2 separate regions of the Mus musculus genome follow, and region 2 is linked to region 1. A link is a loop called in an ENCODE intact Hi-C map of the cell type or tissue named here. Cell type or tissue: heart. All regions are shown on one strand. Each heading gives the region's core, and the rest is flanking DNA. Links, peaks and the distances in the headings are about the cores only. Region 1 holds the start of Selenom (selenoprotein M). Region 2 holds the start of Morc2a (microrchidia 2A).

The links. A loop is a pair of places that touch in the nucleus more often than their neighbours do. Peaks named below come from ENCODE experiments on the same cell type or tissue, not always from the same donor. Only the 100,000 strongest peaks of a DNase experiment are listed, where the experiment ranks them.
Region 2: a loop joins it to region 1, with 2.1 times the contacts of the local background. A loop is called at or near these places in 1 of 42 quality-filtered maps.

The regions. Positions count from the first base shown.
Region 1 is chr11:3,507,783-3,522,665 of GRCm38, forward strand. It overlaps Selenom (selenoprotein M), which reads left to right and starts at 6,902. Exons shown (of 5, transcript NM_053267.3): 1 at 6,902-7,291; 2 at 8,479-8,514; 3 at 8,704-8,738; 4 at 9,060-9,138; 5 at 9,220-9,569. The coding sequence starts at 7,163. The coding sequence ends at 9,378. Smtn (smoothelin) reads right to left here. Exons shown (of 20, transcript NM_001284427.1): 18 at 14,679-14,796; 19 at 14,035-14,186; 20 at 9,740-10,045. The coding sequence ends at 9,895. In heart, for the core only: a CTCF peak has its summit at 6,861 (motif pointing left); DNase peaks (open chromatin) are centred at 7,039, 8,289, 10,299, 10,689 and 4 weaker places; H3K4me3 peaks cover 3,179 bases; H3K27ac peaks cover 2,226 bases.
Region 2 is chr11:3,640,305-3,657,180 of GRCm38, forward strand. It overlaps Morc2a (microrchidia 2A), which reads left to right and starts at 9,133. Exons shown (of 27, transcript NM_001159288.2): 1 at 9,133-9,842; 2 at 10,004-10,143. The coding sequence starts at 10,076. It overlaps Tug1 (taurine upregulated gene 1), which reads right to left and starts at 8,510. Exons shown (of 4, transcript NR_002321.2): 1 at 8,449-8,510; 2 at 6,253-6,774; 3 at 4,468-5,219; 4 at 1-2,875. In heart, for the core only: a CTCF peak has its summit at 8,752; a DNase peak (open chromatin) is centred at 8,807; H3K4me3 peaks cover 3,397 bases; H3K27ac peaks cover 2,192 bases.

The DNA.
Region 1 (14,883 bases), core at 2,775-10,774:
TAGGATCCTCGGCAGTGCCAGCTTCTGATGCAATCCTGAAAGAGTGAGAATCCTGGTCCAATCCCAGGGACCCTGAAAGAGTGCGAAGTCACTGCCCCAGGACCAATCCTAGGACCAAGAAAGGGGCTCCCTTGAAAGCCACACAGACATCACAGGTTGAATGTGCAGGTTGCTCCTCTGCTCCAGGGGCACGACCCAGGGTTCACCCCCCGCTCTATCTACACCCCCCCCCCCCCGTCATCCCGTCATCCCAGAGGCTTCGATTCTGTCCCTGCCACTGATTTCCTTGGGAGGTTACTGAGAGTCTTGATCCATGTAAGGAAAATAAAAGCACTAGCGACTTCCTGGGTTTGCTGTGATGATCAAACAAGCTGTACATCTGAAGTTAGCTTAGAGCAGGCACAAGCAAGCTCCTCTCCTTATCACCATCTATTCCAGACCACCCATTTAGTGGATGTTGAAACTGAGGTCTGAGGTGGTTGTTTCCCTGGAAGAGAAAGGAAAGGGGAAGAGGGTGGCGGGGTGGACCCCTGCTGTAGAGGGAGCTGGTAGGAGCTATATTTGAGCTTCTGGAAGGATGACTAAGGAGGTTGATAACAGGCTCGAGGGCTCAGGGCGGCAGGCAGGCCGGGGGCAGCTGCCAGGGAGAACCGCCCCCCTGGAGACGGCTGTCTCCAGAGGCCCCTCCCAGCTCCCTGCTTTGTCTCACTCTGTAGAATGTGCCAGGCAGACGCTACAGCTCAACCAGCCCCTTTCTGGAAACTTCCCACACTCCCCTTTCAGTCTTGGGTTCAGGTCATGGGTAGGAAGGGAGAGTTCTGGTGGGGGAGAGTTCTCCCCCTCACTCTTCCTGTGAGGCCGCTTAGAAGGTCTCCAGTGATGAGGAAGAAACTGGGGCCCGGGTACAGGTTAGGAATGGGCAGTGCTTCTGGGGAGGAGGGAGATGGATAATTCTCCCCCTACAAAAGAGGTCTCATGACTGTTGAAATAGAGGGGTCTGAGGTGACAAGCAGAACAGGAGAAACGCCCAGGAGCCAGGTGAAGACTGGGGTGGGGAGGACTCACGGGGAAAACATTCAAAATCTGGTCTGTGCCCCCCTGGCCTTGCGGTTCAGACATAACACGCGGGCAGGGGACAGAGAGCAGCGGTCCCCTCCCTCTCCTTCTCTCCCTTTCTTCTTTTAGCTCCATCCTCTATCTCCTTCCCTGCATCCCGACTCAGACCATGGGGAATGAAGTCACATAGTGGCGCTATGTGGGAGATGTCTGGGTGGCAGAGAGAAGCATCAGGGAAGATGATGGCAAGGGAGCACTCCTTCTCGGAGGGAGCACTCCTTCTCGGAGGGTCCTGTCATAGGACTGGCTCCTCGCTCCCCTTTCTGGGACAGATGGATATTACCTTCATTCCTATGCTGCCACTCAGGAAATGGGCTGGAGGAGGAGTGACTTTTCCAAGGTCACACAGCTGGGGCTGAGCTCAGACATCCCTCCTCCCTCTCCTCTGCTCCCCCTCCTCCCAGGCACCCGATGTCAGCTGCTCTGAAGTGAGTGGCTATTTTTATTCTGGTGCGAGGGACCTGAAACAGCAGAGCCATGTAGGTTAGAAGACTCTAGGACACCGGCCTCAGCAGGCAAGGAAAAGCTCACTGCAGGCACAGGACCCTGCTAAGCTTGCCTGGGGGAACTCTTGTTCCTTAAAGACTACCCTGTCCTGGGCTTCTGGGTCTCCAAACAGTTCTTCATTAGAGGTCAGAATAGAGCACAGAACCAGAATAAGCCGTGTTCATAGCCCTCATCCTGTCTCCAGCTCGAACACTAAGCTTGAAATTGACTAAGACTTGATCCCATGCCAAGGCAAAGCCTCTACTCTAGCTCTCAAAAGAACTCTGACCATCACTGTGACCAGCCACATACTGAATCTTTAGGCAAGCCTGACAAGAGTCTGACCTTCATTCTGGACATAGACTCAGCCCTAAGAGTGAGTGCTAACCTCAGCCTTGATTAATTTTGTTTTAGACGAAATCCCAGCTCTGACATAAAATGAAACAGTGCTTTTGGTCAAAGAGCTCTGAGCTTAATCATTGACTAGCCCTTGATCTCATAATGAATTTTCACCATGTATCATGCAAATTCTGTTTACTTTGGTCATAAAATGGAGCCCTGAATCTGGTTAAAGTCCAAGTTCTGAGCTTTGTTGTTAACTGAGCCTTGACCCTGGTCATATACTGAGCCTTAATCCCAGTCAAAGACTGAATCCTGACTCGAACCCAGGTTTAGTTCTAAGCCTATTGGACTTTCGTTATTGCTGTTGTTGCTATTGTTATTGGTGGTGGTGATATAGAATTTGAGAAAGCCCCACTATGAGGCCCAGGCTAGTCTTGAACTTGTGGTCCTTTTGCTTCTGCCTCCTTCCTTAAATTTTTGCTTAAATTGAAAAGTGACCCTGATGACCCTAAACTCATCACAGACTAAAACTTGAGTCCCAACCTATCCAAAGGGCCTAGACTGCACACTGGCACCTTAGGGGTATGGGTTGTGAGCAGAGCTCTATCCTGGGAGGTCTTGTGCTGCTGATGCTAGAATGTTCCTGGTACTGTTGCAGCCATTGTCTCCTGCTGGTTCTACTGGCTGGTGGTCAGCCCTCAGCAGACCAAGCTGTGGCCCAACAGCCACAGAGTCCAGGTTAATGCAATGAGAGTGGTTTGGTGGCATCTGTCCAGTGAACAACAAGGACTCATGGGGAACTGGGGTTTGGGTGTGTCAGCAGAAAAACCACAGGCTCTGTGGGGCCTCAGGCTTCTGTCACCCCGGGGGCCCTTATTGTGATAGGTAGAATCTCTCGGGTAGGGGTTGGGGTGCAGAGAGCCAATGAGTTATATTCCACTGTTTTGTAAACTAATTTTAACCCCTTGAGTTTAGTTGACATATACTTACAGAAAATATAGAACAGGATACAAAGAAGGAAACATTTACCTATAATTTTAACCTCCAAGAGATAGCCATTTTTATTTTTGGATTTTTTTCCCTTTAGATTGTTTTGATCTCATCTAATGTATTCGTGTATACGTTTTATAAAATTGGTTGGCTGCTATGGTGGCCATCCCATCCATTACCATCTATGTCCTCAACAAACAATAGTGTGGTTGACCTTGTACCCAGCTTTAGGAATGAGTCAAGATTGGTTATCCCAAGGACAAATTCTCAGGGCATGTGATTGAATCATGTGGAATTAGTGGGATATAAGAAGACTTTTGAGGATTTGAAAAGAGAAACGTATTTTATGTCCTGGCAAGTTTGAAAGCAAGAAGAAAGAAATGGATGATGGTCTCAGCAGCTCCTCACTAACCATACTCCTTCCCCTTTTGAAAGAAGTCGATTCACTGTCTCTCTAGCTGGCCTAGAACTCACAGACATCCACCCACCTCTGCTTGCTGAGTGCTGAGGTTAAAGGCTTGTTCTACCTCACTCAGCTCGGAAATTTTTTTTATTGTCTGTATTTATTGTGGGGATGGGAGTGTTTATGTGTGGGTGTGGGCATCCCACAGTGAGCTTGTGGAGGTCAGAGGACAACTCACAGGAGTTGGCTCTCCTACCTTGTGAGTTCCACAGATTGAGTTCAGGTTTTGTAGCAAGTGCCTTCACTTTCTGAGCCACCTAGGCAGCCCTTCACTCTTTAGATTTTGAAAGATGCTACCTCATTGCGGCTAGATTCACTGATTTGGCTAGACTGGCTGGCCAGCAAGCCCCCCCCCCCCCCAATCCTCCTCTCTCCCTGAGTTGATTAAACATGGCCTGGTGCACTTCTGGGCTTTCTAGGGGGCTGAGCTCAGGACCTGTGCTCGTCCCACAGAGCCATCTCTGCAGTTCTAAGCTTGTTTCAAACTCCTTGTTTTTGTTGTTGTTGTTGTTATTGTTGTTGCTGCTGCTGCTGTTGTTATTGTTGTTTTTGAGACAGGGTTTCTCTCTGTAGCCCTGGCTGTCCTGGAACTCACTCTGTAGACCAGGCTGACCTCAAACTCAGAAATCTGCCTGCCTCTGCCTCTCAAGTGCTGGGATTAAAGGTGTGTGCCACCACTGCCTGACTTGTTTCAAACTCTTAACAATCAAGCCAATGTGAAGGAGATGTAGAAGGGTCTTTCTCTGTAGCCTTGAGCTTGAGCCAATTGTCTTGCCTCTGCCCCCCGAGTGTTGTGATTACAAGTGTGAACCATCATACACAGCTAAAATCCTCTATGTGTGTGTGTGCATGTATGCATGAATATATGTATCTATGTATTATGTGTGTGGTATTTTAGGTTTGTTTTATGTGTACTGATGTTTTGTCTGTCTGTATGTTTGTGTACAGTGCTCACAGAAGCCAGAAGAGGGCATCTTATAGTGCATCTCTTGGAACCTGACTTAGATAGAGGTGGTTGTGGGCCACCATGTGGATGCTGGGAATTGTACCGTAGAAGAACATAAAGCCATGCTTTTAATGCCAGAGCTGCCTCTCTAGCCCGTGTGTGTGTGTGTGTGTGTGTGTGTGTGTGTGTTATTTTTGAGTTGGGTTCTCATAGGTTTAGGCTGGTCTTAAACTCACTATGAAACGGAAGATTACTTTTTAAATTTTTTATTTGTGTTTTATGTCTGTACTGGCTAGTTTTGTGTCAACCTGACACAGGCTGGAGTTATCACAGAGAAAGGAGCTTCAGTTGAGGAAATGCATTCACGAGATCCAGCTGTAAGGCATTTTCTCAATTAGTGATCAAGGGGGAAAGGCCCCTTGTGGGTGGGACCATCTCCCATCTCTGGGCTGGTAGACTTGGGTTCTATAAGAGAGCAGGCTGAGCAAGCCAGGGGAAGCAAGCCAGTAAGTAGCATCCCTCCATGGCCTCTGCATCAGCTCCTGCTTCCTGACCTGCTTGAGTTCCAGTCCTGACTTCCTTTGGTGATGAACAGTAGTATGGAAGTGTAAGCCGAATAAACCCTTTCCTCGCCAACTTGCTTCTTGGTCATGTTTGTGCAGGAATAGAAGCCCTGACTAAGACAATGTCCATGGAGATTTTGCTTGCAAGCATGTCTGAACAGTACATGCATTCCCCCGGTGCTTGTAGAGGCCAGGAGAAGGCATCAGATTCCCTAGAATGAGAACTACAGACAGTTGTTAGCTTCCATGTGGGTGCTAAGAATCAAACGTGGGCCCCCTGGAAGAACAACCGGTCCTCTTAACTGCTGAGCCATCTTTCCAGCCCCTCTGAGGATGGCTTTGAATTCTGATCCTCGTGCCCTGTCTCTTAAGGGCCAGGATTACAGGCTTGTATTATCATGGCTGGCTTTTCACACTGGTGTAGGAATCCAGACTCAGTCTTCATGCTTATACAACAATTGATTCTACATGTTAAGTTATCTCACCAATATTTTTATATTTGTTTATTTATTCATTTGTGTGTGTCTGTCTGTCTGTCTGTGAGTGCTTGATATTAGAAACATGCGACGGTCAGAGGACAATCTGTGGGAGTCTCTTCTTTCCTTTTGTCATGGGTTCTGGGACTTGAACTTAGGGCATCAGACTTGGCAGCAAGTGCCTATAGTCATGGAACTATCTGCTGATGGTTCTCCCCGCCCCATTTTTAATGCGCATTTTAAAAGTGGTGGAATAAGCCCAGAAAGGTAAAAATACCTTGGATCACAAGCAGCGTTGGCTCAGTGTTGACAAGGTTCTCTGAATCCTGTGGGAAAGGGCACAGCGTGTTCTTGCTGTCTGCCAGGGATTGGTTCCAGGGCACACTTCCATACCAAAACTCGAAATATGAGGATGCTCAAATCCATAGATAAAATGGCTTAGTATTTTCCTAAAGCCCGTGTGGCCTGATCTTGTACTTTCTATCATTTCTAGATAATTTATAACACCTAATACAATACAGATGCTATAAATAGTTGTAATGCTCTATTGGTTGGAATAACAACAAGAAAAGAGTCTGTACATGTTCAGTACAGAGGCAGTTTTTACTTCCTAATATTTCCAACTTGAGACTGGTTAAATCCAGGGTGACAAAAAACTGATTGTACTTGCTGTGTCTGCTGAAGGCATGAGGACATGGAGTGCCACCTGTTTCCTCCTTGGTCCAGGGAGATGATCCACAGAGGTGTTTGGGGCTCAAATCCAGATCTATGAATTGGCCTATTTTACATTTCTGAAACAGTTCCTAATCTGCAAAACGGAGTTCATTGCTGGAGGGGGCCGTTGTGATGAGGAAGGGGAAGAGCTAATAATGGAAGGTAACACAGCCAGAGTCTGTCCTAATCACCCTGCCCTCAGGAGGTTGAGTGAAGAGTATTGCTTTGAGTTCAAGGACAGTAGGAGATTGGTGTGTACCATCTCTGACCAGATACTGTTCTAATGAGATGCATTGTGTATATTAACCCTCCCAGCCTTTTCTAGGTAAAAAAGGATAGGTAGTATTCCTTTGTAAGAATTTATATTTATTATTATTATTATATGTGTGTGTGCACCGCGTGTGCCTGTACAGGCACGGACATGCCATGGTGAGCGGTTGGGGACGCCTGTGGAGGACAGAGCACAACTTGTGGGAATTGCTGTTTTTCTTTCACTTTTTTTTAGGTTTCAGGGATAAAACTCAGGAGTCAGGCTGTCATAACAAGCGCTTTTACCCTCTGAGCTTTCTTGAGCGGGGCGTAGGTAATGGTCCTCGCTTACAACGTGTGCTTTGGGGAATTGAAGCTTTGATCGGAATTTCGTTCAAAGACATCAAAAGCGTATAAAGGAGATCTCCTAGGTTCCTGCTTCCTTATCTTAACTCTCTGACCCAGAAATCCTTGTGTCCATCTGCGAACCTCCTGCGCCCTCTGGTGACGCGAAGTAGTGCTGTCTCCTGGCATCCTGCGGGAGCGTTTCACACTTAGTGGGCAAATGCAATATGGAGATTGTGAGAACTGGGAACATGAAGTCTGGAGGACCAGAGAGTAGCTGAGACAGGGATGGGGGTTAGTGGGAGGCAACCACCCGATTTGGGTGGGATGTCAGTGGGGCTGTTTCTAGCTCTGGGGGCGTGGTTTATGGCTGGGCGGAGCTTTTGGCTTGGGCGGGGCCAGCTTGCGGGCCAGACGTGGCGCAGCGGCCGAGTTTGGGTGCAGCCTGCGGAACGTCTCCTGCCAGGCACAGATGAGCATCCTACTGTCGCCGCCGTCGCTGCTGCTGCTTCTTGCAGCCCTTGTGGCTCCAGCCACCTCCACCACCAACTACCGACCGGATTGGAACCGTCTTCGAGGCCTGGCCAGGGGGCGGGTGGAGGTGAGTGCGCCTTTTCCCAACCTTAGTACGACAGTTCCACAACCTTGCTGCCCCTTATCCCAAGAATATAGTCCGGCCTCAGGAATACCAGAATTCCCGAAACACCCCCCCCCCCTTTCCCTCCTGCACGGCCCGGGAATCATTCCTTTTATTTCCCAGCCGCATGATGAACAGCATCTACTGTGGAAGTAAGAAGTCTCGTCCTTGTGGCCTGGCACTCTGAACCCTTGCCTCTGCTCCAGGCTTGGCCCTACCGTGGGTCTCTGGCTATAATTTTTTGAAAACTGGCCCCTTAGAACCCACCTTCTCTAAGGATAACCTCACCTTTCCCCATTATTTCTCCCCCCACCCAGACTTAGTGCCTGGCATTCCAGAATCTCTTTTCTTCTGGTGGGGAGAAAAGACCTAAGCTCCTCCCCTCACTGTACTCTGCTGGAGCTGGAGGAGAGGATAGGGAAATGAGATACCAACAGTCCACAGCCACCCTGGACCACCACCACCTGCCGGCCAAAGGACTCCCCTGGAGTCTTCCTAAGTGATTCCTATGTTTGCAGACTCTTCATGGGCCTTAGCTGGTTTATTTTTAATTTAAAAAAAAATTAACAAAAGGAAGTGTAAGGGAGGCCTGAAATAGGGAGGTCTGGACTTCCTGTTGGGCTGCGGCCTCCCATCAGGAATAGAGAAGGACCATCCATACTCCCAAGTTAGGGAAGATCAGCCAGATGGTTCCTGAAGCTGAACCACAGGTGGCTGGCAGGGCTGCCTCTGCATGGGGTGGGGTAGGGACCAGATGGCAGGTGCCTCTAACAGGGCCCTTAGGGTAGTTCTGAGCTGTTCCCTTCTAGTCTGACTTTCGTCTCAAGGGCCAAAGGCCAGGGTTAGAATTCTACCGACAACAGGGAGAATGCCGTAACCCATGTCTCCTGGGCATTGGTCAGCTATCAATAACATGCAGACAGGGACCCATGGCTGGTTTCTCTCCCTCATTCTTTACCTGTGGCTCTAGGCCTGAGCTTCCCAACCTGTACAGAGGTCTTCTTGCTCACAGGACTTTACTGCCACACCTTGATGCTTCTCTTTACGCTCACTGCCTGACCCAATTCAGTGTAAAGGACGGCATAGTCTTGGCTGTATAGCTAGCCTGTGAAGGACTCCTGGTTTATTATCCCATTTCTCTCTCTCTCCAGACCTGTGGAGGATGACAGTTGAATCGCCTAAAGGAGGTGAGTTTGAAGGAAGGGAGTCCCTCTTAGGGAATAAGGAGCACTGGTCACTGACTGGGGGCCTGGTGGGAATCCCTGTACTGTGAGGCAGGAGACTGGACCTGTCTTGGTATATGACCTGACTGGGCCTCATCGTCCATGTCTATAGGGTCTGAGGCCCTGTGCTCTAATGCTATGGTTCCTCCCCAGGTGAAGGCCTTTGTCACCGAGGACATTCAACTGTAGTATCCTTTTCCTGTTGTGGGGGGAGGGGATAGGGAAGGCACCTGGGAGAAGCCTCGATATTTTTCAAAGATAGAAAATGATGTTCGTCTACCAAAGAGGCTGATATTAACTCTTCGGAGGATTCTGAGGAAGTCTAGAATTAAGGAGGGAAGAGAGCTTACTAGTGGAGAGAAGGGCCCTTTATTTCTTTGAACCCTAATCTCACAGTGATGAGGATTGGGTCCCCACCTAGGCTTCTTGTAAGTGATCAGCTAAAGGGTGGGGGGGGTCACATCTCTCTGCCTCTGCTCCCCCTCCCACCTCTTTAACATCTCCTGCAGCCACAACCTGGTGATGAAGCACCTCCCTGGGGCAGACCCCGAACTCGTGCTGTTAAGCCGAAATTACCAGGAACTAGAGGTGAGGCATTGGCGGGGGGTGGGGTGGGGGTGGGCTCCAGGACAGTGGCTAAGTGCTGATCCCGCCCTTTCTCCATCTTAGCGAATCCCACTCAGCCAAATGACCCGGGACGAGATCAATGCGCTGGTACAGGAGCTCGGCTTCTACCGCAAGTCGGCGCCGGAAGCTCAGGTGCCCCCCGAGTACCTGTGGGCGCCCGCTAAGCCCCCCGAGGAAGCTTCAGAACACGACGACCTGTAGCCCCGAGCCACAGTGGAGCTGGGACCCCCCCCTGCCAGCGCCCCGGAGACAGAATGAAGCGCTCAGTATCCCGGGAGCATCTCCCTTGCTGAGGGCCGACGCCAGTCTCCAAAGCAACGGAAATGGGGTGTGTGGGGGGAATCTCAATCCTCCCTTTCCTCTCCCCAGCTCTACTAAATCTTCTTCCTTCACGCGGAGTCTCTTCTTATTTGCAGCGAGTAGATGGTGTGGGAGATCAAATAGGAGTTCCTGACATCCTCGGGTGACTCCTCCCACTACCTAGCTACAGGAATGGGGGGGACACTTGGGGATAATTCACAGTCTAATGCCATCTCCCCAAGACAGCAGAGAAAAGTCAGGATCGTTGAAAACCAATAATTTATCAAAACGCTGCGTGTGTACAAAGGGGAGAGGTGTTTTGACAGACGGGGCAGCAGTGGGCAGGCGCACTGGGAGGTGCCGGTGCTGGGGGCGTGGGGACAGCAGCCCGCAGCGCAGGCGGTGTGAGCAGAGTGGCTAGACATTCTTGCCGCGCAAACGCAGCTCATGGCGCCGCAGGTGGTTGTACAGCGATTGCACATAGGTGAAGACGCACTTGGGGTCGGGCTTTTTGCCCATGATCATCATGTCCTCCACCTCCACCAAGGGTACACAGTCCACCAGCATCCTGCAAGTGTGGGGGGGGGGGGCAACAGGAGTTGTCAGTGCCAGCCTGCTTCTCGCTGTGTCCCTCTACCCCGAGGTCGTTATCGCAGCCTGCTCGTCTTTTCACAAACTCCAGACTGTCTGTCCATCGATCGGAAAGGCTTTCCAGGAAGGGAAACCCACAACCAAACCCAGGGGCCATCCTGCCCATAGGCTAAGCAGGTAGAATTTGAGGGGTTGGGGAGTGAGCCATGCCTCACCCTAGACAGGCAGGTTCTGGCTCTAGAACCCAACCGCTCTCTGGAGAGCCCACCTCCTGTTCATGCACAGGTGTATCCTTGTTGGTAGAGTCTCAGCTGGGCCATTCAACCCCTGGGAGCCTTCCCCTTTGGCTAGTGTTATTCTACCATCAGGATTCCCCAGTGACCCACTTCCTCCTAGGGGAGTAGTCCTGGAGTGGTTTTTTTAAACCCTATCATCTGCATTGGGTAGAGATAGGAAGGCAGATGAGGACCCTAGTCATATCAGCTGGGTTGTCTGTACCCTACCCTGAGCTCATGGTGCAACAACTCTTCCGATTATCCCTGAGTGCTACACTTGATTCAGGAAACCAACTCAGCGGTTTGTTTATAGCCAGGTAGAACCTGGTATGAGACACAGGCCCTCAGCCGTGGGTGTCGGCAACTGCCTGGAGCTCCCCTTCCCCTTCTGCGGGAACCTTACCCCTACAGCTTTAAGATGGGGGACAAGCTCAGCCTGTTTCCCTCCTGTCCCTAACTAAGACTGGTTGTCTCCAGTTTATACTGGCTCCTCATCACCACTGCTCAAAGCTTACTTTGGCAGGGAAAACAAGCAGATTACTGCTGCTCCTAGGCATGAGATAGATAACCCAAGACCACTTCCCTTCTAGTACCTTCATGGTCATAGCCAGGATTGTGGTTGGACTGGGGTCTACTCCCAGCTCAGCTATGACTATTTTTTGCATTTTGTGGTACTGGAGGTTAAATCCAAGGCCTCATGCTTGAAGCGCAAGCTCTCTCCCACTGAGTTACCATCCTGGCTCTCTGCTTTTTGAGATTAGGGTCACAATAAATTGCTGGGGCTAGTCTTGAAATCATTCTGTAGTCCAGGCAAGCCTTGAACCTGTGAGACTCCTATCTCAGCCTCTGGTGATGTTGGGAAGCAGAAAGTTTTCTCAGTCTCTGTTTTAACAGATCACTCATGGATGCTGGGTAAGACTCTTCTGTGACCCTACTATAGCCCCACTCCACCCCCATTAGACATTCCCAACCTCATTGGAGACCTTGGAAGTACTCAGAATAAGTGACAGGTACCTGGCACTACTGTTGACAGGCTATGTGCCCTTCAGGTCATCCTCACCCCACATTTGGGGTTGTTTATCCAGCTGTACCATGGTGAAGAGGCAGATTCTCTCTGGAGCATCTTCCAACTGTAGCTATCTGTACAGGGATCCCAGCCTCCCTCCCAAGTCTGGAGCTCCCTCCAGCCCGTGGTGCCTTCCCTGGAGACCTTATAAAGCCATTGTTTATACTGGGGTATATGGTTCAGGCTACCCAAGTGACAAGCCAAACACCAGGCAACTAAAGCAACAGCACGTAGCTGAGTCACACTTTCCTACTGGGCCAGAGCTACCCTAAGCAAAGCTTTTCTCTTTCCAGTAGCCTGCTGAGCAGGAGCTAAGTCCATATATGACCTAGAGACAGTACCAAGCCTGTTTTTCACACCTGAACCTCTGAGTGTGTGCGCACATGTGTTCCTTCTCCCAGGGCCCCTGACCCAGGAGAGCACCCTGTGCATCCTTGCTGACTCCATCCATGCAGAGTCACATTTCCTCCAGCAATTCCTTTCTCCCTTTGGACCTCTATCTTATCTTTCTACCTGTGCTCACGGATGCTGGATGAGACTCCTCCCTCTTCTGTGATCCTACCCTCACCTCCCACCTACCTCTGTCTACAAATCGGTGGGATTATAGCGGTGGGTCTGGAAAAAGAACAAGTAAATGGAGACCCTGACCTCACTCTGCTCTCTTAGCTCCTTATCTCTAATAGGAAAACCAGGTCAGATCAGAATTCTTCACTGTGGCCCCGAGGTGATGTGAGCAGAGAGAAAAGCCATATGGCTTGGGGAAATCCAGCCAGAAACATCTTCCTGTTGAACTGGTCCTGTTCCCAGGCTCCTCACTTTAGAGAAAGACGCCACCAGCTCCCCATGTGTCACATTCTGAGTTTGAGTGGCGTCTTGACCCTCTCTTTCTTTTTCAACCCAGATCAGGGAGCCTGCCTTTCTAGTGTGTTGGTTTGTTTTAAGACAGGGTTTTGCTGTTTCCAGGTTGACCTCACATTGTGATTCTTTAGCTTTAGACCCCTGCGTGCTGGGGCTGCAAGCATGCACCACGCTGTCCCTTTGGGTCCTCTACTTCTGATGCCGTTCCATCTTTAGCATCTCAAGTTTCTCCCAAGGATTGTTTTGGAGTCCTAGTCTGAGCACAGCTCTCCCGTTCTGGATAACCTTTGGCTCCTGGGTTCTCACAACGATGCTCAAACTCAAACTGTGCTCCCTCCCTTCAACCTCGTCAGGTTCTTTTCTTCCAGGCTAAGCTGCCTTCTCCATCTCTTATCTCTGGCCTTGCTGGGTCTGTTCCTGTGCCTGCTGCTCCTTTTCCTCCCTCAGTCTGAACTGTTCAGACCCTAGATTAGTTTTCTCCTTTTTATAGCTTGCCATCCTGGGCTGAGCCTGGGGTCTCCTGGGCTCCCTGTCAGTCTTCCTCCCTGTCACCATACCCTCGTGTCACCGAGGGTCTTGCCGGTCTCCTCTGGGCTTTCTAAGCCTCTCCTGCTGTTCACACTTTCTCCCCTTATCCCTCTCAATGCATTGATGAGCAGATTCCGGTGAAATGAGACAGGTGGGAGAGGCGACATTTCTCACCGTGGGGCCCCAAGCAGGGGTTAGGACTTTTTGGTTTTTACCAGCCCCTTCTGGACCAGACAGCGGTAGAACTCCTGGATGTACGTGTACACGCACTTCCAGTCTGGCTCTCGAAGCCGCACCATGTCCTCTGTATCCAGGAGCTGCGGGCAGTCCGCATGGGTCCTGGGGAGGGGAGGGGCCAGGAAGGGGCAGGGAAGGGGCCCGGTGGAGGAAGGAGGGAAGAGAGGCCAAGAGAGAAGGGAGGACAGAGACACACACACATACACATACAGAGACATGAGTTCAGTTAATGCTCTCGGTGCCGCAGTCTGCCAGCCTCCCGCATGCCCCCTCCCAGTGGAGGACGTGCCGCTCACTACCCATCACTAATGGTGCGCGGTGCAGACAAGGGTGGGGGGCCAAACCAGTCACAGGTGCAGAGAACTCTTTGGGCAAGCGGGAACGCGGGGGTAGGGGGGTCAACGGCACTGGTGCCGAGGTTGGAGAGGAGGGCTGTGCCCCAGGGAGAGGGGGTGAGGGAGGCGTGAGAGGAGTGGGGGAGGAGGAGGAGAAATCCTGGAGGGAACCAGAAAGGGAAGGGAAGGAAAGAAAGAGACGGAGGAGGAGGGTGCCTGGGTGCAGTGTGCAGAAGGGGCAACGATTCCAAAGTGGAGGGCTTTCGATGTCCTATATAGGCGTATATAGGTCACTCGGGCACGGTGCCTGGGCCAGGAGCCTCCTTTTGGAATCTCCAGCTGGGATCCCGTGGGAGCAGGAAGCTCTGGTAATGGTGGGAGGAGAGCAGGACAGAGAAATGGAGAGAGGAGGAACAAGGGCAGATGGAGGAGGGAGAGGTTATGGACAGGGCCACCTGATGGGTTTTAGCCTGGGCTGGTAGGCGGGCATGACGCTCCTTCCTTCCGGTAGGCACCCGGCACACTCAGCAACAGGTGGGTGGAGGAGGATGGAAGCTCTCTGGGGAAGGGGGTCTCGTCTGCAGACCCACTGTACAACTGGCCACTTCCACGGGGTCTCAGGGCTGCTGAGCCCGGCTGACACGGGGAGAACGGGACCCATACTTACTCAGCGGATGAGAAGGCCATTTCAAAGTTCTGGCGTCGGTTTTGTGGGCTCAGCTGCCCATAGTCAAAAGCCTCAGGGAAGAAATTGTGCACCAGGGCACAGAAGGCCATCCCATCACTCCAGCTGGAGGAGAAGTTCTGGATGTCCACGTGCTTTGGGAGGCAGAAGCACACCAGTCAGGACGCTGGGAGCAACTTTCCCATGGTTGCTGTCCACCCCTCCCCCACATTTTGGCATCGCAGTCCTAGGGCAATTGGGCTCAGGGAGACCTTGTCTGTTCAAGGCTAGATAGTAGGTGAGTAGTTAAAACATGAGCTTCTTCCAACTGGCCTCATTAACCCCCTAAGCCGTGATTTTTTTTGGGGGGGGGGGGGAGGACTTCTGAGAAGCCCAATGCCACTCAACTGAGGCTATGGTCATGTTCCAGTCACTCCCTCCCTTGCAGAAGTTTACTGGGTGGAACACTGAGGCTCTGACTCTGAATCATGCCCACCAACCCAAAGGAGCCAAAGCAGGCCGTGGGGTCTCCCTGAGACTTCGCCTTCCCATCTGAGAATGTTTTTCATGCTTCCTGTCAGAGCTGTGATAGCTGCCGAATAATTCTCAGAAGAGGGCACCAAACTGAGGCGTTCCACTGGGCTCACCTCGTAGCCGCGGGTCTTGGCTCGGCACCAGTCCAGCAACATCTGCTTGATGCTATTGGCGTTGGGGACTCCGAAGCTGGTAGAACGCTGTACAGCTGTACGGGGTGTGCCAGGACCACTGTGGTGTGGGGAAGAGGGTCACAAGATGCCACTAGTGGGCCAGCATACCCTTTGGACCCCTGGTCTGGTCTACCATGACATTCAA
Region 2 (16,876 bases), core at 5,263-13,262, 140 kb after region 1:
GGTCACTGGGCAATAAAAAACTAGCATCCAGGATACGACCAGATATAGAGAGCTTAATCTTTGCCCATGAAGTTGACTGTTAGCAGCTGGTATTTCTTCCTTGGTAATCAAGTTCTAAAAATCACCAGGAGTGATGTCTGTTCTGTCCTCAGGAAATCTATAATCCACTTGAATAGACAATAATTTCCATTAGCCTCATAGTCTAGGATTCACCATAAGGTCCCCATTCAAGTCAGTATTAACATTGACCCCATTGAGCCCCACTCCAATGGTGATATGAAGCAGGAAAACTAGCCTCCTACTTGGCAAGCAGGTCTGTGAGACTATTCGAGTAAGTGGCAAGTTAAGTTCAGCAGTAAACTTCTGGTGTTGCTGTTTCTTGTCAAGGTGAACTTACAACTTCTGGGCCAGTCATATTCATTTCTGAGTTATGAAAGAAGTAAGTAGTGTACTCTGCTGTCAACCTTCTATACTCCTATTAGATCAAATGGTGTTTCAGATGTTGAAAACAAGCAGGGTTGTTCTCTACTTAAAGTTGCTGGTCAAGGAATATGCAGCATGGTCCTTTCTGTTCTGGTGGGGTGAGGTATGGGTTCCTCTTATCAAAATTCCTTGGTGAAATTGGGCAAAGGAGAGGCTGAAACTGATTGTAGTCTTCTCAAAGCCAGTTAGTCTAATTGCAGTAGCATGTCAAAATAGCCAGGTTAAGAGCTGAAGACAGGTAAACAGACAAACTACTTCAGTAGGGCCAGCCATACCAATAATTAAGCTAGAAGAACAGGCAGATTAATAATGAAGCTCTGTAAATTAGTTTTTGTCCTGGGTACTCCATAGGGTTTAGTCCAGACATTATTTTTGGATCTTAAAGGGCCAGTTGGGTATAACAGCTTTCATTTTCTTGCTCACCTGTTGCAAGAACTGTCAGCTTAGAAGGCTATATCCTCAATGCAGACTTGAGGTTCTAGTTATGAGTCTATGCTACATCTGGAAGCAATAGGATTGTAGAGCCAGGTTTGTCAAAGTTGGCTCTACTTTCTTTGGTAATCAAGTCTTCACCTTCTGTAATACAGCCCATCTCTAAGAATCATCTTAAAAGCAAGTCAAGACCTCAGACTGGTTGGGTGGCACTGTTGATTTTAGATGAAATCCAAGACATGAAGATAGTAGAAAAGGCCCTAGATTAAGGCTTTTGCCTTAAGTTTTAGTTTTTTCTACTTATCCATTCACTGGTTAGATTCCCGATTCTTCATTTTAACTGAGTATGGCAGGAGGGAATAGCTGGCAGTGTAGCTTATTTTTGTTTTTAATACAAACACAAAAGAAAGAGCTAGCAATGTAGAGGTAATAGAAAAGTGAATTTGCAATTTCTTTACAAATAGTAGTTGCATATACAAGCAGAAGTCATCCAGAGTTTGATTTGTTAACTGTGAGCAGTCTAGAATAACCAGATCTGAGTCTGATTTGCTGATTTGTGGCGAGAATTACATAACCATGATTAATTTAGAGGATAAAAAGTAATGATATAAAGAAGGCAGTTCCAACGTTTACCCAGTGCACTCAGAGTAGCTGATAGCATTGGCCCTTACATTGACTACGAAGTAGAGAAATGAGATTTTCTCAGGTCACAAATTGAAGTCTTGTTCACTATGATGATTTGGATGGTCAGGAATTTTATCCTTTCTACAAAAGTAATCTTAATGTCTTAAGAATACTTCATAGTAAGGAGTCAGTCACTCTGTTAAGTGAAGAGACAGGTGAAAATTTCATTGAAATATCCCAAGGACAGAAACTCAGGAATACTGAAAAAAATCCTTAGCTGCCATTTAGTTTTTTTTCCAAGTTACTCTACTTTTCCAGCAAACAGGTTGACAATATGCTACTTGAAGTTACTAGCAAGCTATCATAGCCTAGAGTCAAATGCCTATGTCAAACTTTGCCTATCACGCATATACAGTTGATGGTATCAGGCATGAAGACTAATCATTAAATATTTCACTGGGTAGAAGGAAAATTTCCAGCCACATTTTAAGTCACAAATATCATAAAGGATGCTCAGAGTGTCTTCAGAATCATCTGTTCCATATAGTGGTGAGTAGTTACTTTTGAACAGACAAGTATAGACGTGTTGGAGAAATTTAATTTTGTTTTTTTAAGCCCTGGAAAAAGTATTAAATAACAAAAAACCATGGAGCAGTTTAATAACTACTGGTTGCATCAACATGACTTGAAACTTGAGATAATGAATGATAACCAGGTTGCAAGTCCCTTTAGGAAAAATTTGTATTTCAATTCTGCTCCATAGTTAATGAGGAGAGGTCAAACAAACAACTTGGTCTAAGATGGCCTTAAGGAGGCATCAGCTTCAATACCAGCTCTCATAGACTTCCAAGACACGTACTTCTAGTACCACTAGCTATAGGTTGCTGAAAGTTAATGGTGTTCTTCAGTGTAGGATACATATGAATTGCTCTCTGGTTATATCCAACTCCAGGAAGTCCACCTTGGATGGAATGCTATTAATAAAACTTCATTAGACAATGCTGTAATTATCATCATTCTCTGAATAAAGCATCTCCAAACATGTTGAGCATCAACTGAATATGAATTGTTTTGAAGAGAATGCCATCCAGGTCAAACATGTTGTCTAGGGTAGTGGTTTCAAGCAGGATTTTCTGAAGAGCTTTAAGGAAGTCCCTTTTGGCATCACCATGGTGGTAAAGGAAGATGGTTGTGGCAGGTTGTAGACCTCAACTCCCACTTCACTACTTCATCCAGAGCAGCTTCACTTTACTCTGGACTTCCACACAGCTTTCCTTCAAAGAACTTCAAGAGCACAAAGCCTTTGGAAAATCAGTGATAAGTTGTTCACAAAATGCTGAAATACAAAAAATAGGTAATGGAAACCAGAATATGGTAAGCAAGCTCAATGTTAAGACAAAGCAGACAAAGTAGACAAAGTTTTTCTATTCTTTCTCTAATGTGGACCATCTTACAGATCGATAGAATTTAAGTTTTATTATAAATTTTGATTAAAGTTGGGTTTAAAATTGACTAAAAGGGTCAACCATGCTCTAGTGGGTGTCTCATTAAGTATCTGAGCAGCACAAACTGGGGGATTAAAAAGACATGAAATTGAAAGAGGGTAGGGAATAGTTTTGGGGAAGTTAGGGGAATATGATCAAAATACATTGCATGAAATCCCCCCAAAAAGGATAAAAATATTAAAAATGACTATCAGGGAACAAGATTGTTGGTTTTAAGTTGTAATAGCACTGGAAAATGTATCCATTTCTTTGCAAATATTACTTGAGAAGTCCATGGTTGGATGACTTAAGCAGTAAGATCTCAGTGAGCTATAACACTAATTCTATGAAAAATCTTTTCTCTCCTTATGTACCTGAGAATCAATCCCCTTAAAAGTTCTTTAGTGAGAAGTTACTGCTAATTCAACTATGACAAAAGTCATCCCCCACCCCTATTCTTCCCTATTATTCCCACAAATACTTTAGTTTCCACTGGCAAAAAGGTAATAATCAAAATGTGTAACACACTAATTCAATCAGTTAACAACAAAGTATGAGAAAGGGTGTTTCAAAGACAAGGAATTTATTATGGGGTCTCTAGGCCAATCTGCCAATAATTAAGAATCACTGGTTACACAGCTGGGTTTACCGTTCTGTTAAAAAGAATGTAGGAAAAACAAAATAAAAACACCCTGCATCAATCCATGTCTAAAAGATGTATATAACACATTGGGAAAATGAAGCTTTGCTGCACATCTTGAGACCTTAATATACTACACTGCACTGTTTGTGCGGAAACACATACTACATATTTTATCACGTCATTGGATAGCAAAAACGATAAATTACATACATATATAAAAGCAAATGGCTCATTCTACCTATTAATTTGGGGACAGAAGACTATAGGTAAGCTTTCTGTGTTCAGGAACATTAACAAAACTTAAAGCAATTAACAGAAACAAATGCAAATCTGTAGTTAATTACTTTTTGGGGAGACCATGAAAATGAACAAGAAAATCCAAAAACTTTTTTGTTTCATATTGTGTATTTTTTTAAAAACCAAATCATCAACCACCACGGAGACTGCTTATTCCTACACTTTAGGGAGGTCATCAAGGGATTCTGGTCTAGCGTAGTTATCACAATTGCACTTCAAGCACTGTGCTCTAATAAGGGCACCATGTAAATTGGAAGCAGATGCATCAGTCTCCAGTGATTTTAATACTGTGGATAAAGTGAAGGCTAAGATAATGCCAAGGGTAATACTGGACTGGGAGTCAGAAGGACTCACTTCTACCACTGTGTCACCTAGGAATTGCTAAGTACTTAAACAACTTCTGTCCTCTCATTTCAAAAAGTGGTGTTGACTATGTTGGTCATCGGCATACATGTATATGAAAGTGCTTTGAACCTGTAAAGTGCTATAAAAAGAGGAGATTACCATGTAGGTTCTATCTTGATATATCAAGAGGCCTTTTCAGGAATCTGGTTGAAGCCTTGTGAGATGGTTAGGTAAAGGGATTCCTCAGTAGAATTTCTTAAATTGGTGTGAAAAGTTTTGGTTCCTGAGTAACCCGAAGATGATACTATGAGGAATTCAAAATGCCTTGGTTTTGATCCCAATGGGTCAGAATATCTGCTTTGTCATTTAGTAGACAGCTACAGATTTTGAAGTAGGAAAAGAACAAGAGTCCAGTGGCCTTGACAGGATCCTAGGCAGTTTATGAAACTTCAATCATTTGAGATTGTGGAGTAGGGTCCAATGCTGTTCTCAGAGATGCCTTTCTTCAGACAGTGTTGACAATATAAACAAAACAAAATCCCCTGGTCCAAATTTACTATGTGTCTCTGAAGAATAAACTGCAGAAATGAACTGTACATTTATGGAATAAACCTGGCCTTTGTTGTGATAAAATAGCTTCAGTTATTTGGCTTGAAGACTCTTGACTGCACTATAAAGGGCTGTGCTGAATCTGGGCAGAGTAGGACAGGAGTGGAGGTAAAGGCCACATCATGATGGCTGAATGCTTCTTGGGTCACAGTGGTCCACTGGAATGGTGTCTTCTTCAGTAGTAAGGTGGAAGGAATCACCATGGACAAAAATCCAAGTACCAGGTCTGTAGGCTGATGGAGTAGCAGAAGGAAGGTCATTGGCAGGTCCAGGTGAACATTCAGCAATCAGGAGGCACGGGACTAGAAGGGGCAGGGAAAAAACAGGTAAGGTAACAAACACATGGAATTATAAACAGAGGAGTCTAACACTGGGATGGGGGTCTGCTGTCAGCATATCTACTGTGTGATAGGTATTCACAAGCCTGGCTTAGATGGTGATAAGAGAAATTGCTAAAAGAGAGGATTTGCAAAAGAGTAAAAGCTGGATGAACAAATGCAAAAAGTTCCCTGGCAAAGTTAACTGTCTCAGGGATGCAACAAATAGAAAATGCCTTAAGAGTGCTACACCGGGGCATTAATGTGTGCTCATATATATATATCATAATGGGGGTTTCTAGTCCTACAACTATTAGGTTGGACATTATAGTTGGTAGGGAGGAAAAGTTTTCACAATTGGCACACACACAAAAAAATGATATCTAGGTAATATATTAATTTTTCCTTTAACTTTCCTGGTGCCATCTTAATGCTCTTGTCCTTTAAACACTGCCCTAACTTTTACATTAACAAGTTCTATTTTGAGCAAGACAGTATATTGCCTTGGTTGGTCCCCATTCTCAACTATAACAATTTGATTCAGTTTCTTTTTAGGTCATACGGTTTCCTAGTTTTTTTTTTTTTTTTTTAAATCTAGGATTAAGAAAACATGAAATCTAATCAACTCATATATCTAGAGTAATGTTAATTATAATGTAGCAATTATACATACACTGAGGATTAAGGGTCCCTGCTTTTCAAAAGGCTTCACTAGAAATGATGGTATTTTTGGGCAAAGATACATAAAACCAAGACTCTTTCAGTGTTTGCTATATGGAAAACAAACAAACAAATAACCAAATGCATGTGATGAACCAGACTCTGCATATAAGAGATTAAAGTTATCCTAAAGATGTTCTTTTTAATATTAAGAGAGTTACAGGGTTAGAGAGCATCTTAGTTTTATGAAATTGCAGAGATCTGCCAGGTGAAGAATCACAGAAGTGCATTTCCAGGGTAGAGAGTATGAATAGCAAAAGTGCAGAAATGAAAAGGCATTTTGGAAAATGGCAAGTACCGTAGTTCACTTTGGATGGAGTGTTGTCAGTTTGCACTGAGGTTCTGGACAGAAACTTGGATCTTCAAGTTCCCAGTGACAGTGCTGGTGGCAGTGCTTGGTGAGTCGTGTCTCTCTTTTCTCACGGCAAGATCAACAGTTCCAAAATTGAATACAAAACGTCCACCTCCAGAGTTCCTGTCATATCTTGACAAGCTCTTCTGGGTCACAGGTCCAGTTCTTGAAAATCTGGGAGCCTGGAGTCCATGGTGGCAGCTACACTGAAAATGGAATCCACTCCAACTACTGCATGTACTTTATGAACCTCCAATCCTGGACATCTGTGTTTTGTCATGGAATTTCAAGCTTTTAAGTTCCAGTTGATTTTATTTTTTCTCCTTCTCCAGAGGAAAGCCTTTTAACACCACAGTCTTAAAGAGTCTTTTGAGGTACATCCAGATTTAATTACAAAAGAGCTAAGACCAACAGAGTTTTTCTTCAAAACAGTCATTTCTCTTGAAAGGAAACCATTTGTCTCTGGCCCTTTGGTAAAGGGAATAAGTCAACTTATTTTTTTAGACATTTGAATAAAATATCAGAATTGGTAACATCTAATCATACAAAATACACTTAAATATGTTTGTGTTCACTTGCTTAGAGAGCTGTACCACTTAATAAGCACCACTCCACAAAACAAAAATGTTTGAAACCCAACTGTTCAAACATTTTAATAGTGTTTGCTGGATAATGGCCTGGAATTTGATAAAAGCAGCTGACAATAAACAAACAAACAAACGGCATTTTGGCCATTCAGTCTCACATTTGCAAGCAATTAGAATACAAGGCTGGTTAGGAAAAAGTTAAGCTTCAAAATGATTCCAAATATCTGATTTTGTGTCCCAGCCAGAGTCCAACAAAGTTTTTTCAAAAACTTTAGCCTTCAATTTAAAAAACAAAACAAAAAACCCCCCCAAAAAAAAAAAAAAAAAAAAAAAAAAAAAAACCCCAAACATTTTCAGGAATCCAACGCCTGGTTCAGTCTGTTCCAAGTAGCCCTCTTGCTAAAAATCCATGTGCACTATTAACTGGTTTTGGCAGCACCATTTAAAAATAATCCTGTTCACTATCAACCACGAAAACCAGGGATATAAAATAGGAGCAAATAATGGGTGTCAATCATGGTTGTAAAAAAATAGTTAACGAGAGAAAAGTAGTCAGGCACCAGTACGAGCAGCAGAAAACAATCGCTGGGCCAGAGATTACACTTCTTGTTACTCGAGGACACATTCACTCCTAATTGTAGCTGCTTTCTAGTGGGTGCCATTGTACCATAGGCATCAGCCACCCTTCAGGCACCCTATGGTGAAAGGAAAGGGCTTTGACTAAAAGCCAAGCAGTGAAGTGATGGTACCTGAAACAGCCATTATGCAGTAAGAAGCAGCTCACATATACCAGGGACTCAAATGGGGGCTTCATATTGGTTGTGAAGGGTCCCAGATGACATGTAGGCCTCAGTTTCCTCCCGGTGGCAAAAACTGTTCTAAACTCTTCTGGGTCATAGCCCCCTTTGAAAACTCGCTACTGAAGGATCTACTCATCCCCCTAGAAAACACTTTCCCACGTGTTTCTGTACAGAAGAAGTTCAGGGAACCTTCCCATCTCCAACTCCAATAAAAGGTTCCCGAATTTAATTTCAGGGAATGAGCAATTGTTATGACTTCTTGCAACTCAAAGGAAAAAAAAACAATAATCATCTTTCTGTAAACCGACACTTTTGAAGAGAGCTTCCAATTCCATACACACACTGATAGGCAGAGGAGGAAACTGAGGCGCAGACAGATTACAGAGTGACTTGCCTAAGGTCACTCGGCCAGCGAGTGGCTAGGCCCGGAAGCAAACCCAGATCTTCCGACTCCGGAGCTCGAATCCCCACCCCGGAGCTGCCGCCAGCGCTCTCGCTCCCCACTAAGGTGGCATAAGTAGGAAAAGGCAAAGGAGGAAGCCCACCACCAACCATCCTCCAGCTCCCTCTTGACCCTCCAACTGGGTCCTAGCAGGCCCCGAGGGGTGGCGCCAGGCCTCCAGGCCAGCCCCGGCCACCCCAGCTTCCCCCGCCGCCTCCCCGGGAGCGGGGCGGAGTTGCCCGCCGCCGCCAACCACCCGGACGACCCCTCGTCGGATCGCAAAAGCATAGGCCGCCGCCCGAGTTCTGCGTACGAGAAGAAAGACGCGGCGCGAGCGCCAACGGCCACCGGGCGCGCGCCGCGGCGGCCGGGCCTGCGCCCCAAGAGCTGGATGCCAGAGCAGGAGAAAGAGCCGCCAACCGATCGCTCGATCGACCGCACGCCCGCTCCTTCGCCCTACCAGACCGGGGAGGGGGGGAGGGCGCGCCAGGGCTTCTTCGAGTTAGGGGCCTGACTCCCCGGCGACAAGACAAGATGGCTCCTCCGCTCTGCTCTGCAGCTACCGTCCCGGCTGCGTCTCTCGGCCCGCCCCCGGTACTGTTCCTTTAAATGGCCGAGAGGGGTCAGGAAAGCAGGAAGAGAGGCGCGCGCCCTCACGTGATGGGGGCGGACCGGCCAAACAAGATCCGGTCACGTGGACCGACGTCGCTCGCCAATCAGAAGGTGGAGTCTCAGGGCGGGGGCGGGAAGACTTCGAGCTCTGTGATTGGCCGAAGGTGCGCTGGAGGCCTCGGCGGCCGGGCCGTCGGGAGTGAGCGAGGTGATTCGCGCTGCGTGCGCTTACGGAGACAAAGCGGTGGCTGAGGTAGCGGTGGCGCGGGCAGCACCGGCCGCAAAGCCGTACTGAACGCTGAATCTCGTGACGCCCAGCCTGTCATCGTCTGTTGAGGCGCGGCGTGTCGTGTCGTGTCGCGGCGCGGGCGGGCGGCGGCGGCGGCGGCGGCAGCGGCAGCGGAGGCAGCACATGGTTCCAAGAGCGCGCTGCGGTGGTTGAGTTCCAATTCCACGGGGAGGGACAAAGGCATCTGCGAGCTGCAGGCAACGCCCGATCGGATCTGGTGGTGCACTCGCCACTTTCCTCTGTTCTCCCAGGCTCTGGGACTAACTCCTGTCTGTCGGTAGCGAGGAGGTGGCCACAGGACCCAGGCCTGGGAAGGCCCGAGGGCCCGAGGCCATCTTCTGAAGGGTGTGGGGGAAGGGCGCACCTGAGGTGATTCGGGAGGGTAGGTTGTGAGGTGTTTCTGTGGGCCACTGTGAGTAATTTCACCCACAACCTGTGGTGATTGTGGCATAATAGCAAGCTGTGTTTGGGCGGGGTTTGGGAAAAGAAATCTGTCAGTCAGCACCAAGGACCTTTCTGTTGGAAAGCGGTGAAGCCAGAAGTAGCCTCCACTCCACTGCACTGTCCAGTAGAGCACTCTTTTGAGGAGCCTGGTGTCTTCGGTGGTGACAAAGTCTTCGGTGGTAATGAAGTAGGTGAACCGTCAGAAGTAGGTCAATTTCCTGAATTTAGGAGAACAGAAAAGGACTTGAACGTGAAGTTGAAGCTGTAAACCTCCAAGTTTGAAGACCATTCAGAACCGTTCACTTTTGATGTGCGTCGGAATTGTGTGAAGAAAGCTTGACCCCCCGGAGCACTTAAGGACAGTAGGTTTCGAATATAGTTCTTTCCAAAGTATTACATCAGAGTCATTGAAATACTTAAATCACTCGCAGTTTTAAATATCTGCCTGTATTTTGAATAGATACTAGGGAAATTTTTTTTTTATGTGTCACTAAGAAGCACAAATTTACCCTTTACTGATCAGAATCCTGGGGAAATCGATTTCACTATATGTACTTTCCTGTTAACCGGCAAAGACTGAAGACTCATTGCTGTCATGGCCTTCACCAATTACAGCAGTCTCAACCGAGCTCAACTAACCTTTGAATATCTCCACACAAATTCGTAAGTATCTTGTTAGGTGCCACTGAGGTAACCAGTAACTCCTCCTTGATGTTAATATGGAAATCCTTTCTCCAGAAAATTTTGCTTTTTTATTCTTTGGCTTGTGTCATTGGAGTAAGATGTATCACTGGATGTCTTGAGCTCTGTATTGAAGAACTGAGATCAGTGAATTATTTGTTGGTAATCTAGAAGAAAATGATTTCACTTACTGGATCAAAAATTTCAAAATACAAACTTTATATCATATTGAGTTGTTTCATCCAAGTGTTTAATAGGAATCCAGCAAAACTGCTCTTTGGATCATCAAAATTTGGACCATCTAGTATCAACTGTTGCACATCTTTAGTAACATCCTAGACAATTGGGTTTATAACAAGTGTTTCTAACAACAGCAACAACCACAAGATGATGATGACAAAAATGACCAACTTGGAAGAAGAAAGCATTTGTTAATTTTCAGCAAACAATTGGTTTTGTCATTTTGGCAAATTGGCTGTAAATCCAATGTAGTTTATATATGCTAAGGAAGAGTGGAAGTTTCTTTAAAGGCCTTGATTTAGGTAGTCTTTTTCCAAAGTATGTGAAATCACAGAAGGATGCTGTGTTCATGGTCTTGAGTAAGTGAAGAGATTAACATCATTACCATTTGGTATGGAATATTTTAGGGTTTGTGTATTTGTTTAGTTAATTAGTTTGGAAACAGGGTCTTTCTACCTAGCCCAGCCAGGCCTGAACCAGACCAGGCTAGTCTGGAACTCAGAGATCTGCCTGCCTCTGCCTCCTAAGTGCTAGAATTATAGGTGTGTGCCACCAAGCCCTTCATTAGGTTATCTTGCCAAAATCTAATCTTTCCATTCACCTCCTAAATGCTGGGATTATAGGTGTATGCTACCAAGCCCTTCATTAAGTTATCTTGTCGGAGTCTAATCTTTCAGTTCACCTGTTACTTTTGGGTTCAAGGTAAGTATTAGAGTATTTGGATAAGGAGGTAAAGAAAACCTAGATGAATAAATGGTCCAGTTAGAAAAAACATCTGCAGAGTAGAGACCATAGACTTCAGGTATCTCATAATAGTACAGTAATTTTCTAGTCTTTTGTGATTCCATGATACTTAAAAAAAACTTTTGAATAGTAAATTTTTCTGAGCAGTGATTTGTTCAATGCCAAGAGGTTTAATTTTGCATTATTTAGGAAGGTTTTTGGTTTGTTTGTTTCTTCCTTCCTTTCTTTTAATTGAGGTAGATCACAGAGAGAGATGGTACCACAGAGATTACCTTGGATACAGATTATGAATCTGGAACCTAGGTCACTGATCAAAGATGCTAGCACAGCCTTTGGCCACACTTTCGATATTCTTTATATTTGAGCTACATATTAAGAATAAGCAGATGAAGAGACTTAAATGTTCATGGCTGCGTGTGTTCTATAAAGGGGTCAGATTTGAATTTTGACCTGGCAGAGCAAATTTGGAATTATAAATATACTGAAACTTGGATGACCCTGAACTGGCCTTCAAAAATCTGTCTTGTTCCAGCATCACTATAGACTTTGTGCAATAACAGTAATATCAGCAATTCATTGCTTCCACTACTTACTGTTTTAAATATAAAGTAATTTCTAAGACAAATCTATAGGTTTAGAATTATTCTTGTCTTGCATTTGAGAAACCCGAGGCTCAAAGAAATTAAAGGCTTACAGAGAGGCAGCTGGAGAGGCAAGTTAAAGGTATCCAGATTTAAGACAGTATGAAGCATTTGGCTACAGTGCTTAATTTTAACCTACTATTGACCATTACTTTGAAGGTTTTGTTTTTCTGTCTGTAAGGCAGAGAATTTAACTTCCTGATTTATTATTTTGGTTTATTTTATTAAACTTCTAAGTATAATTTCTCCCTTTGTTATTGTACACATTATTAACAGTTTATGAACATTGCCAAAGCAAGGAAGTAAACTGAGTTACTTGAATAAAGTGATGTTGGAAAATTTTCTGTGAATTTTATCCATGTTGAATTGAAATTAGTGCTTGCTTCAACATAGAAGGATTGGCATATCATTTTGGAAATTTTGGAATTTCTTACCTGGACCACAAATTTGAATTTTGAAATATTTCTACTATGAATGTGTCTTGTTTTACTTGAAGAAAACACTAACTGTACAACACCACAATGAGGGTGTTTTTCTTTTAGTCAGAGCTTAACTGTAGCCCAGGCTGGCTTTGAACCTCATACCCTCAACCTCTTAAGTGCTGGGATTTCTGGTGTGGGCCATTGTTAAGTTTTTTTTTTGTTTTTTTTTTTGTTTTTTTTGTTGTTGTTGTTTTTGTCATTATGACTTGATGGGAAGTTCATTCTTAGAGAAAAATAAAACTTTTTATATGTTGTAATAGTAGAATAGTAGAATGGGTCAACAAATCAACTCCAGAGAAGGAAAGATTGATCTTACCGTACCTCCTTTGTTCTGTTAAAATCTTAAAAATGCCAATTCCAGATGTTACAATATTAGCCATATTTTGAATCGTGAAATTAACAGTATTTTATTTATTTTTCTTTTTATGTAGACTTGCAAGCAGAGCCCAAGCTACAGTGTAGAAATTTTTGTGGTTTTGTGAGAAGCCTATGCTTAGAAACCTCAAAACTCAAAAAAAAATTTTTTTTGAATGCTGCTTTTCCATACATATGCACAGGGTAGCTTTTTTTGAGCCTGCCTGCCTTCCTTTCTTTCTTTCTTTCTTTCTTTCTTTCTTTCTTTCTTTCTTTCTTTCTTTCTTTCTTTCTTTCTTTCTTTCTTTCTTTCTTTTTTTCTGAGACAGGGTTTCTCTGTATAGCCCTGGCTGTCCTGGAACTCACTTTGTAGACCAGGCTGATCTCGAACTCAAAAATCCACCTGCCTCTGCCTCCCAAGTGCTGGGATTGCCACCACACCCGGCAAGCCTCTGTTTCTTCTTTCGTAAGATGGAGCTAATATGTTAGTGTTTGAAGATTACACCATATAAAAATCAAATGGTATTCATTATTTTCTTTATATTGTTTATGTAATATAGCCTGTCATTGGTGTTAGACATTAGATAGGTTATTAAAATATTTTTTATTTTATGTGGATGTTTATCTCTATGTATGAATATGTACCACATTCATGCCTAATACCTACAGAGTTCAGAAGAGAACATCGGGTCCCGTAGAGCTGGAGTTAGGGATGTTTGTGAGCCACCATGTAGGAACTGGGAACTGAAGGAACTGGGAACTGAACCTGAGTCCTCTATAAGAGCAGTATGTATTCTAAAGTACTGAGCCATGCTCGCTTCGGCAGCACATATACTAAAGTACTGAGCCATCTCTAGTACCTAAGCAGATACATTCAGAAGTATGTGTTGGGGAGAGTAAACAGGTTTCAGTTTTTGTTTTTGTTTTTTGTTTTTCAAATCCTATGATACTTACTGTTAATGGTTATTCTTGGTTATATCTGTATCAAGGATGGAATGGGCTACAAATTCTCATGACAGCCTGAAAAATCTAGTTTCTTTTGATATTCACTTCCTTTTCCGAGATTTTACAAATTAGGGTTTTCAAATTAAAGGAATCTTCCTCTTTGGTGGTAGGTTTTGTGCCTGGCATCCTTGGTATAGTGGTAGTAATGTTCCTTTGATATGAGATGCATATCTTAAGTCATTTGACTTGATATACTTTTATGTAGTCAGGTGAGCATAATGTTTAATTTCAAATGACAGGTTTTTAAAAATAGTTTTATTTATTTTATGTATATGAATACATGGTAGCTGTCTTCAGACACACCAGAAGAGGGCATCTGATCCCATTACAGATGGTTGAGCCACCATGTGGTTGCTGGGAATTGAACTCAGGTCTTCTGGAAGAGCAGTCAGTGCTCTTAACCACTGAACCAAGATGACAGGTTTTTTATGTCTATTACTCTTGGAACATTCTGTGACTTGGCATATGATATTTTTGGGTAGTTGTAACAGTGTGAGAAATGAATGTGCAGGGACCTAATCAAGTCGGAGATTTCTATATTTCATATGACTTATAAGCCTGCTGAAATAGAGGTTGACCATATATTTGTATTTGTGTATATACACACACTATTTGAATATAAAATGATTCCAGAATTTCTCAGTCACCAACACTGCTGCTGCCTCCTCTTCTTTCCCTTTTTTTTTTCTTTTCTTTTGAGACACGGTCTCACTATAGTTCTGGCTGTCTTAGATGGAAGTCACAGAGATTCATGCTTTTCTTTGTTTCTCTAGTGCTGGGATTAAAGGTGTGTGCCACTAGCTTTATTTTCTACCAGTCAAGGCAATTAACTATTGTCAACTAATTAAAAAACTCAGCAAAAATTTTCATGGCTTTGAACTTGTGGATAACTTTTTGGTTTAAATTCAGGTTGACTAATCAACCTGAGAAATCATTTTCTTTACATAAAAAGCAAAATGTGAGTTTGTTGTTGGAAATGCTGAGTTTCTTCTGGGTCACAAGTGTTAAATCATGATTGAAAGTATTAGTTTATACAAAGCCTTTGTGTTTAAACAATTAGTTGACTTTGGATAATGTGCAAATGAAACTTAGGTCTGTAAAGAAGGGTTTTTTTGTTTTTTATTTTTGTTTCTGGCTTTTTGTGTGTGTGTGGTTTTTGTTTCTTTGTTTCTTTTTTTGGGACAGGGTCTTTCTGTGTATTCTCAGCTATCCTAGAAGTTACTATGCAAACTAGGCCAAACTCAGAGATCCACCTGCCTCTGCCTTCTGAGTGCTGGGATTAAAGCTGTCTACAGCCATTTTTATTTTTAAAAATATTATGTCTTCTTAAAATGCTAGCTACAGGGTACCCTTTGAATATTTGGCAAAAAAAGGAAACTTGCATTTTTGTGTGTTCTAATGATTTTTAAGAAATATTTGGAACAATGGCTTCAGCATTTATAGGCTCCTTCTGTCATTTGAGATTCTGAGTATTGTGGGTTTTTTTTAAAAAAGATTTATTTATTTATGTATATGAGTACATTGTAGCTGTACAGGTGGTTGTGAGTCTTCATGTGATTGTTGGGCTCCGGTCAACCCTGCTCGCTCTGGTTGGCCCTGCTTGCTCCAGCCCAAAGATTTATTTATTATTATGAATAAGTACACTCTAGTTATCTTTAGATGCGCCAGAAGTGGGCGTCAGGTCTCTTATGGATGGTTGTGAGCCACCATATGGTGCTGGGATTTGAACTCAGGACCTTTAGAAGAGCAGTCAGTGCTTTTACCTGCTGAGCCATCTCTTCAGCCCTGATTCTGAGTATTGCTTCTGACTTTACCAAGAACACCAAGGTCCTTTAACGATATGTATTACTATACAAAAATACTCCTTAGCAGTGTTTTAATGTCGATTAGCTTATCTGAAATACACATGTATAAAATACTGCTGTTACTGGTAGCAACGAAATTTGGGGATTTTTTTTTTCCTTAGAGTTTGTGTACAATACACATTTCTAAACTTTGCATAGAGTACAGTGAAATTTTAGACAGATGTGCTTTATGCTTGCCTTTTTAATAGCCATTTACTGGATTCTAAATGTCTCGTTTTTATATGAAACAATTGGACATAGTGCTTATGGTATTTTTTTGTTCTTGTGGAAAGGGGTGTTATAATTTTCCCCATAATTCTTACTTACAGTTTTACATTTAAAGGACAGAAATGTTTTTCTTTTTCTTTTTCTTTTTTCTTTGTTTTGAGACAAGGTCTCACATAGTCCAGGCTGACCTTGAATTTGGTAAGTAGCCAAGGCTGACTTTGACCTTGTTATCTTTTTGCCTTTACTTCTGAGTTATGGGCATTTGCCATCATACCTAGTTTTATGTTGTACATGTTAGTCAAGTATCTACCCTACCAACTGAGCTATATTCCCCAGCCCAGAAATATAATTTTTCTTAAGACAGAAAAATTTGAGCTCTATTTTATAAGGGAAGTGGTAGTATATTCTGATGTGTCTTATTACTATACTCCAGGGGGTAATTTTTTTGAGATTCATTGACGGATATGAAAAACATGTTTGTGTTTAAATAAATGAAAATTGTTAAAAATAGAATTGGCTATTTTATATTTCTACATATCCATTTTGGATTGTATAGGAAACTAATTTGATATAATTTTCTGGTTTACATCAATCAGGAATATAGATGACTGAAAACTTGAAAACAAATATTTGAGTCTTCTTTTAAAAAATAATTTGAGTCTCTATAGAGACTATCAGGAATTGTCAATGCTGACTATATTTCAAGTCATCGTGGTAAGGTATTGGGATAATTCAATTAGCAACAATTGCACCTCAGAGAAGACAGGTTATAGCTAGTGCTCAAAGCTAGAGTCCCCTCTTAATAATTTTGTTGTAAAGATAGGATCTAGCTATACAGCCTGTGCTTGCCTAAAACTTGTCATTGTCCTCCCTTGGCCCTATGGAATTACAGTTGTGTGCTATAATGTCTGGCTATAGATCGACTTTTTTGCCGTACTAGGGATCTAACCCAGGCAAGTGCTCAGAAACTGAGCCACAGCCTCTGTTTCTAGGTTGATCTTGCTACATACACAGTCTAGGCAGACCTTGAGTTCATCATATTACTATGTCTTGAACAATACAAAGAGATTACAGGCTTGTGGAAATATGGGCATTGGTACCATAACTTGTAGACACTTATTTATAATAAAAAGATGACTTTTAAAGGCAAGGTTTCTTTTAGAAATTTAATTTTTTC